Regions from separate parts of the Homo sapiens genome. Here region 1 is linked to region 2. The links are chromatin contacts, found by Hi-C or POLR2A ChIA-PET in ENCODE. All regions are on one chromosome and are shown on one strand. Each heading gives the region's core, a stretch centred on a gene start or an enhancer-like site at or near the end of the contact. The rest is flanking DNA. Distances are from core to core; before and after follow the strand shown. Region 1 holds the start of CDK16 (cyclin dependent kinase 16). Region 2 has its middle 66 kb from the start of USP11.

Region 1 (4,371 bases), core at 1,311-3,810, 79 kb after region 2:
CCCTTCCTGATCCCCAAAGACATACACCCATCCTCAGACTACTCTCATACTCAAGGATACTCAACACACCAACCACTAAGGACTTGGTCATCGCACCCTATGTCCTGATCCCCATTAATACACGCTAGACCCTCAAGGAGGCCTCACTACATCTTACCTGCTATTATCTCATATACCCATCAGCATTCAAAGCCCTAACACATAACATACCGCCCTGAACTCTGTCAGCACACACTTAGCCTCCTCTAAGTAACTCTTGCCACCACATTCTTGGGCCCCTCCCTGGCCTAGCTGCTTGTTACCTTCTCCATAGTACTGACTCCCCTCATTAACGTACTGTTCCCCCTACATGATTCTGACCTCTATTAACATGCACTTGGGGTACTCTATAGCTGACCCACATTAGCACTCACTGGACCTTCTTCATGCTGCTCTGAATGCTATTAACATAAAGTGAACCTTACAGATAGATCTCTAACCAGTGTTACCCACACTCAGGCCCCTTCACAGCTACGACCATCCTTAACACACATTCCAGTCCTTCCACTGTCCTGTCCCCTCTGTCAGCACAAACTGAGTCTTCACTCAGGCCTGATTTCTATTAGCACACGCCGGGCCTCACACAGTCCTGCCTCCCCATTAGTGCACCCTGAACCCTTACTCAGCCCTATTCCGCAGGGACACACAAACACACTGTTCTACCATGGCCTGACCCTCATTAGTGCACACAGGTCTCATTCAGCCCTGACTCCCATTAGCACACACTTCAGCCCTCCCTAGCTGTAATCCACTTTAGCACACCGAGATCATCACACATTCCTGTCCTCTATTGCTCTCTGCTCAGAGATATCTCCACAGATATAATCCTTGTTGGTTCACACTTAGATCCCTTCATGAAAGCCCTGATCCCCCTTATTACACACTAGATCCCCTCCGCAGCCCTACCCCCGAGTAGCACCCCCTGGAACCTCAACATACTCTGGTCCTCCGCGGACACAAGGGCACAATCTTCACAAGGTTCTGATGCTTATTAGCATATTCCAGACTTCACACAGCTGACTCTCGAAATGGCACACATTGAAGTGCCTCTATGTCTCTAAACCCACATTAGCAACCACCAGTACTTCTATTACCCTGCTCCTTCCTAGTGTGCCCTCGAGACTCACATTCCCTGTGTCCATGGACACACTCACACCTCACATCACCTTTACCCTTCGTCCACTAAGCCTCTGACAGTGCTAAGACACTTCCCCACCACTCCTTCCTGGGCCCAGACAGACACGCAATTCTCATCTCCTTTAGGCCAGGCTCAGGTATTCCACAGTCCTTCCTCCGTTAGATACCCTCAGGTCCTTCCTCCACTCTGCCCTCATTAGCATATACTGGGTCCCAAACTACCTAGACCTTCGAGGCCACAGGCATACACCCTCTACAGCCATGACCCCCACTGGCGCACACACCACACTCGAGTCCTTCAGCTACCTGCCCTCCACAAGCACACACTGCATTCTCACACACTGCAGGCCCCACGGACAGACACGCAGTATTAACACCATCCAGGGCCTCATCGCCACGCACCAGGCCTCAGAGCCCTGACCCCACCAACACACGTTCTGGTACCTGTGCCACCCTGTCCCCCATGAACACACACCGGGCCTCTCTGCGGACATAATCCCTATGAGCATGTCTTAGAACTTCCTCGACACCCTACCCCCCGTTATACACCCTCGGGTCCCTCACCCGCTCCGCACCCCGCCCTCCTTCCACAAGCACACACGGGGCCTTGAACCTTACACGACTTATTGGCGTGAGGCTTACTGCCACATGCTCCGACCCCCATCAGCAACCCCCCCAAGTCTTTCACCCCATTGTCACCCATTTCCACACCCTTTGGTCCTTTGACTCCCCCAGGTCCCCATTAGCACCCACAGCACTACCCAACCCCAGCTCCCAGGACAGGCCCAGGGCGGGGCCAAGGTCAGGGAGGCCCCAAATGACCCCCCGCCCCGGTGCATTCTGGGAAATTCGCCGGGGGTGGGGGCACCTGCCAGCCCCGCAGCCCAGACCCCTGGGCACCGCCCGAGGTGGGTTCTGAAGGAGGAGGGGCAGCCTCCACGCCTCGGGGACGCGCTCACCGGCGGGGGCGCGCGAGCAACCTCAGAGCCGCGGGGCCGGCGCGGCGGCGCCTGGGGCGGCGGCCCGGGATGAGGCCGCGCGACCTCCTTCTCCTCCTGTTCGCCGCAGGCGCCCGTCCCAGTAGTCTTCAGCCATGGTTGCTGGGCCCGGGCCGCCGCCGGCTGAGGAGGAGGAGGCGGCGGCGGCGGCGGTGGCTGAGGCGGAGGCGGCGTCCCGCTCAGCCGGCCATGAGCTTGGCCGCTGCGGGCGATGCCCCCGGACTCGTTGGCGCCGGCTTGAATCCGAGTGCTCACGGCGGCTCGCGGCACAGAGCGGTCTGATCGCGGAGTGGCGGCGGATCCCAGGGCCGAACAGCCAACGGCCCAACCGCCGCGCGCGCCGCGCTCCGCGCATGCGCACGCAGGCGCTCGGAAGGGTGAAGTGGAAAGGAGGGGACTCACCTCGGACTGCATGTACCAAAGGACCCGTCCGCAGCGGGAGGGGACGCGGCCATCGCGAGCCCAGAGGAGGATGCGGCGCCAAGCCGGAGACGGCACCAGGGAGAACTGTGGAGGCTGTTTAGTACTCAGTTCCGATCTTGGCAGAAGTTTGCTAGCGCCTAGGTGAGCAGTGGCCAGTAACCTGGCGCGTCAATCACCACTCGTTCCCCCTACTCGGTCTCACTTGGTACATCCCCATGGTGGCAAACGGGACTTTTGCAAGGAGGAAAAAAGACAAATGAAGCACTCAGTTCTAGTCCCTTGAGGTGCTTGGGGAGGAAGGCATTTTAAAGGTTCGCGAGAAGATGACTTTTCGAGGAGAGGCAGCCTGAAGAGTTATTGGCCTTTACCACCTTAGCTAGGACGGCCTATCCCCGCCCAACTGCCCCCTCCACCGCTACCTCATTCCCGTAGTGAACGTGTGCAGCCCCGCCCTTTGAGGTTGTCGCCCAGCCAATCTGATTTGCTCTCTGTGGCGAGGCCGAGCAAGAATAAAGGGCGTGGCTGACTGAAGAGGCGTGATTTCGCTCTCTACCCGACTCCGCACGCCTCCGCCCAGGTTTCATAGGTTTTCACCGTCGGCGGGGGTGGGGTCTCCTTTTTGTTCTGAGCTCCTCCTTCGCTATAGGCCGAATATTCCGCAAGGTGATTGGTCATAATTGCGCTCAATCGAGTCTCGTCCCGCCTTTAGCCCGCCCTCCATCTCATACAGCGGGCCTCCCGGGGTGGAACCCAGGCTGAGAAAGAAGGAAAGAGGCGGATCCTTAGAGGCGCAGGAGCCGCTACTGCGCATGCTTGGAACTTCGAGCGGGGCGGAGCCTCTTTTCTGCCTCACACGAGTATTTGCATAGGCGCCGTGCGTTGGATTTTCCTGCCACCTCTCTTGCCCGGCACAGCCCCTCCCGTGCCTCCCCTCACTCTGAGGGTTTTTTGTTTTGTTTTGATGTCAGTCAACACAAGTAGAACACTCCGCGGTTTTATTTCCATTTTATTTATTGGGCGCATGTTGTGTGCCAAGTACTACCAGGCCGACCTAATCCTTCACTTCCTTCTGCCTGGAAAACCACACTATCCCCAAGTCCAGCTCAAAGGGCTGCAACCTCCAGCAGGCCTTCTGGCACATCCTTACACTACCCTGTTCCAAGGCAGCCTCCCCGCCTCTTCCGGGCTTCCCTTTATGGCAGCCTTGATCACAGCAGTTAGGATTTTCAGTAAGGTTTACATTAGTGAGATTTCCCGGGCCATGATGGGAGTGGAAATATTTGACAAAGATAAAAGTCCTCGCCTTGGCATAGAACAGGCTCATCACTTCTCTGACCTCATCTCTTCCTCTTCTTCCCCTGACTCACTGCCACCATACTAGCGCTCTTTCTAGCTGTTTGAGTGAAACGGGCACAATCCAGCCTCAGGGGTTTTGCATTTGCTGTGGTTCCCTTTGCCTGGAATGCTGCTGGCCCACATCCACGTGCCTCATTCTCTCACTTCTTCCAGGTGCTTGCTTCAAAGTCATCTCCATGAAGCCTTTCCGATTTAAAAATTCCTACCTGCACTGCCATCATTCCAGATCCCCAGATCGGGCTCTATTCCTCGCCTTTTGAAGAGCACTGATCAACTTCTAAGGTACAATTTGCTTACTGTGTTTATAATCTATTCTGGGTGTCAACCTAGCAGAACGTAAAACCCCAAGAGGACAGGGATCTTTGTTTTATCCACTGCTGTCTCACGTGCCTAGAAAGTGACTGGCACACAGCACACA
Region 2 (3,981 bases), core at 1,255-3,754:
GCCTCCCAAGTAGCTGGGACTACAGGTGCATGCCACCACGCCCAGCTAATTTTTGTATTTTTTAGTAGAGACGGGGTTTCACCATGTTGGCCAAGATGGTCTTGATTTCTTGACCTCATGATCCACCCGCCTCAGCCTCCCACAGTGCTGGGATTACAGGCGTGAGCCGCCGCGCCCGGCCCACAGCTTTTTTTTTTTTTTTTTTAGAGACAGTCTGATTCTGTCACCCAGGTTGGAGTACAGTAGGTCGCAGCTCACTGCAGCCTTGAACTCCTGGGCTCAAGCAATCCTCCCCGCTCAGCCTCCCAAGTAGCTGGTACTACAGGTGTGTGCCATGATGACTGGCTATTTTTTCTTTCATTTTTTATTTTTGTAGAGACAGGGTCTCACTATGTTGCCAAGTCTGGTTTCAAACTCTTGGCCAGGCTGGTCTTGAACTCTTGACCTCAAGTGATCCTCCCACCTCGGCCTCCCAAAGTGCTGGGATTGCAGGTTTGAGACATCACACCTGGACTAATCATGATATTTCTGACAGTCATACGTTAGAAATTTCTAAAAATGGGCCAGGTGTGGTGGCTTATGCCTGTCATCCCAGCACTTTGGGAAGCCGAGGCAGGTGGATCGCTTGAGGTCAGGAGTTCAAGACCAGCCTGGCTAACATGATGAAACCCTGTCTCTACTAAAAATCCAAAAAATTAGCCAGGTGTGGTGGCATGCACTTGTAATTTCAGCTACTCGGGAGGCTGAGGCAGGAGTATGCTTGAACCCGGGAGGCAGAGGTTGCAGTGAGCTGAAATCGCACCACTGCCCTCTAGCCTGGGCAACAGAGCAAAATTCTGTCTCAAAAAAAAAAAAAAAAAAAGAAAGAAAAGAAAATTTTTTAAATGGAAAAGATAATTGTCATTTTTTGCTTATTTAGAAATAATGGAACTCTGCCTGTGAGAAGAAACCCTGAGTATATCTGCTTTAAGTTTTATTTATTTATTTATCTATTTACTTACTTATTTGAGATGGAGTTTTGCTCTTGTTGCACAGGCTGAAGTGCAATGGCGTGATCTCAGCTCACTGCAACCTCTGCCTCCCAGGTTCAAGCGATTTTCCTGCCTCAGCCTCCTGAGTAGCTGGAATTACAGGCACCCACCACCACACCCAGCTAAGTTTTGTATTTTTCGTAGAGATAGGGTTTCGCCATGTTGGCTGGGCTGGTCTTGAACTCCTGACCTCAGGTGACCCGCCTGCCTCAGCCTCCCAATGTGCTGGGATTACAAGCATGAGCCACCGTGCCCGGCCAAGTTATTTTTATGTTCTCTTAGAGTAGGGCCCAGCAATCAATGACCTGTGACCAAATATGGACCACTGTTTTTGTTTTTGTTTTTGTTTTTGTTTTGAGACGGAGTTTCACTCTTGTGGAACAGGCTGGAGTGCAATGGCGCGATCTCGGCTCACTGCAACTCTGCCTCCTGGGTTCAAGTGATTCTCCTGCCTCAGCCTCCCGAATAGCTGGGATTACAGGCATCCGCCACCATGCCCAGCTAATTTTTTGTATTTTCAGTCGAGACAGGTTTCACCATGTTGGCCAGGCTGATCTCGAACTCCTGACCTTGGTGGACTGCTGCTTTTGTAAATAAAGTTTTATTGGAATAAAAAAAATGATTAGCATTTCTATATATTATCACCAAAATTTGAAACACAATACCATACATAATTGCTCTAGAGAAGATAAAATACTTAGGTATACAGCTAACAAAACATGTAAAGGGTTAGTATTTTTAAAATTACAAAATATAGGCTGGGCATGGTGGCTCACGCCTGTAATCCCAGCACTTTGGGAGGCCGAGGCAGGCAGATCACCTGAGGTCAGGAGTTCAAGACCAGCCTGGCCAACATGGTGAAACCCCGTCTCTACTAAAAAATACAAAAATTAGCCAGGCATGGTGGCGCACGCCTGTAATCCCAGCTACTCGGGAGGCTGAGGCAGGAGAATCGTTTGAACCTGGGAGGCAGAGGTTGCAGTGAGCAGAGATTGCGCCATTGCACTCCAGCCTGGGTGACAGAGTGAAACTCCTTCTCAAAAAAAAAAAAAAATTACAAAATATAAATGAAAGAAATCAGAGGAGATCCAAATAAATAGAGAGACATATCATGTTCATGGATTGGAAGACAACACGGTAAAAAGGAGTGGAGTGCAGTGGCTCATGCCTGTAATCCCAGCACTTTGGGAGGTCAAGGTGGGAGATGGCTTGAGGCCAGGAATTCAAGATCAGCCTGGGCAACATGGTGAAACCCTCTCTCTACCAAAAATACAAAAATTAGTCAGACGTGATGGTGTGCACCTATAGTCCCAACTAGTCAGGAGGCTGATGTAGGAGGATTGCTTGAGCCCAGGAGAAGATCAAGGCTGTAAGTGAGCTGTGATTGCACCACTGCACTCCAGCCTGGATGACGAAGCGAGACTCTGTCGCAAAAAAAATAAAGGCCAGAAAAAGCCAAACCTGCTGGGTTACATTCCCCGAGGGTTGGGCACTCTTGGTCACAAGATGTTCATGGTTGAGGGAACAAGGTAATAATGTTAACTAACTGAATAAAGACCCAGAACTTATGGAAATGTCCTAGTACTTTAAGAAGAAAAAGCATTCTTAGTTTAAGAATAGGTTTTGCTTTAGAGATAAGAGTAACATAGGAAAGTGACAACACTAATAGTCTGTCACAAGCTGATCAGAAACCTTTGCTGTAGAGTACACTATTATTTTTTATTATTTTATTTTTTTTATTTATTTTTGAAACAGGACCTTGCTCTGTCACCCAGGCTGGAGTGCAGTGGCACAATCTTGGCTCACTGCAACCTCAACCTCCCTGGCTCAGGCGATCCTCCCACCCCAGTCTCCCCAGTAGCTGGGACTACAGGTGTACATGCATCACCATGCGCAGCTCATTTTTTTGGTACTTTTTATAGAGACAGGGTCTTACTATGTTGCCCAGGCTGGTCTCAAACTCCTGAGCTCAAGTCATCCTTTCGCCTCGGACCCCCCAAAGTGTTGAGATTTCAGGTGTGAGTCACCACCCCCAGCCTAAAAAATCCTCATGACCTCAGGCCTGACGAAGTGTCATACATAACGCAAAATCATAATCTATAAAATGAAAATGTGATTAATTGAGCTTCATCAAAACCAAAAATTTTTGCCCTCAGAGAGACTCTTTGAAGAGAATGAAAAGACAAGCTACAGACTGGCAGAAAATATTTTGACAGTTTCTTATAAAACTAAACATGAAACTACCATATGACCCGATATTACATTCCTGGGCATCTAGCCCAGAAAAATGAACATTTACATTCACACAGAAACCTGTACAATGAATGGCTTTAGCAGCTTTATCCATAACAGCCAAAAACTGGAATTAGCCCAGATGTTGTTCAGTGAGTGAATGGTTAAATAAACAGTGGTACCTCCGTATGATAAATGCAACAGCTTAGTTGGATCTCAAAGGAATTATGCTGAGTGGAAAAAAAGCCAATCTCAAAGGTTTTATACTGTGTGATTCCATTTATGTACCATTCTTGAAATAACACAATTACAGAAATGGAGAAAAGATTAGTGGTTGTCAAGGAGACAGGGATGGGGAGAAGGGCCTATGAAAGGCTAGCAGCAGCTCTTTGTGCTGAGGGAATGATTCTGAATCTTGATGGTAGTGGTCGTTATATGAATCTACGCATGTGATTTGTGTAACGAATGATTTGTGTGTGTGTATGTATGTGGTGCAATTGCATAGCAGTACACACACACACACACACACACAAATGAGTGCTTATAAAACTGAAGAAATTTGAGTTAAATTGGTGGATTGTACCAGTATCAATTTCCTCCTTTTGATATTATACTATAGTTATCAAAAATTGCATAAATTATTCACAGAACCTCTGTACTTTTTTTTTCCAACTTCAACAGAATGTATCATTATTTCTAAATTAACAGTTAAAAAGGC

Evidence for each region. A loop is a pair of places that touch in the nucleus more often than their neighbours do. ChIA-PET counts read pairs that join two places held with the same protein, here RNA polymerase II (POLR2A).
Region 1: a map of PC-9 shows a loop between it and region 2 (5-fold over the local background). The contact joins the promoter of CDK16 here to the enhancer-like site in region 2. A Hi-C loop is called at or near these places in 3 of 168 maps with a recorded cell type or tissue (HepG2, PC-9 and posterior vena cava). POLR2A ChIA-PET finds 5 or more read pairs at or near these places in 7 of 52 experiments (Caco-2, GM12878, H1 and 4 more).

The regions. Positions count from the first base shown.
Region 1 is chrX:47,216,870-47,221,240 of GRCh38, reverse strand. It overlaps CDK16 (cyclin dependent kinase 16), which reads right to left and starts at 2,560. Exons shown (of 16, transcript NM_006201.5): 1 at 2,136-2,560. LOC105373194 (a long non-coding RNA gene) reads left to right here and starts at 2,591. Exons shown (of 3, transcript XR_949047.4): 1 at 2,591-2,738; 2 at 4,107-4,235. RefSeq lists silencers at 2,047-2,116, 2,127-2,236, 2,257-2,416, 3,117-3,226 and enhancers at 1,834-2,473, 2,617-2,686, 2,807-2,926.
Region 2 is chrX:47,296,539-47,300,519 of GRCh38, reverse strand. No RefSeq gene overlaps it. Among named protein-coding and RNA genes, the nearest start is that of USP11, 66 kb to the right of the region's middle. Within about 2 kb of position 2,504, at least 4 of the 41 ENCODE cell types and tissues checked have a DNase peak (open chromatin) inside an H3K27ac peak, as active enhancers do; they include PC-9, where a contact is called at or near this core.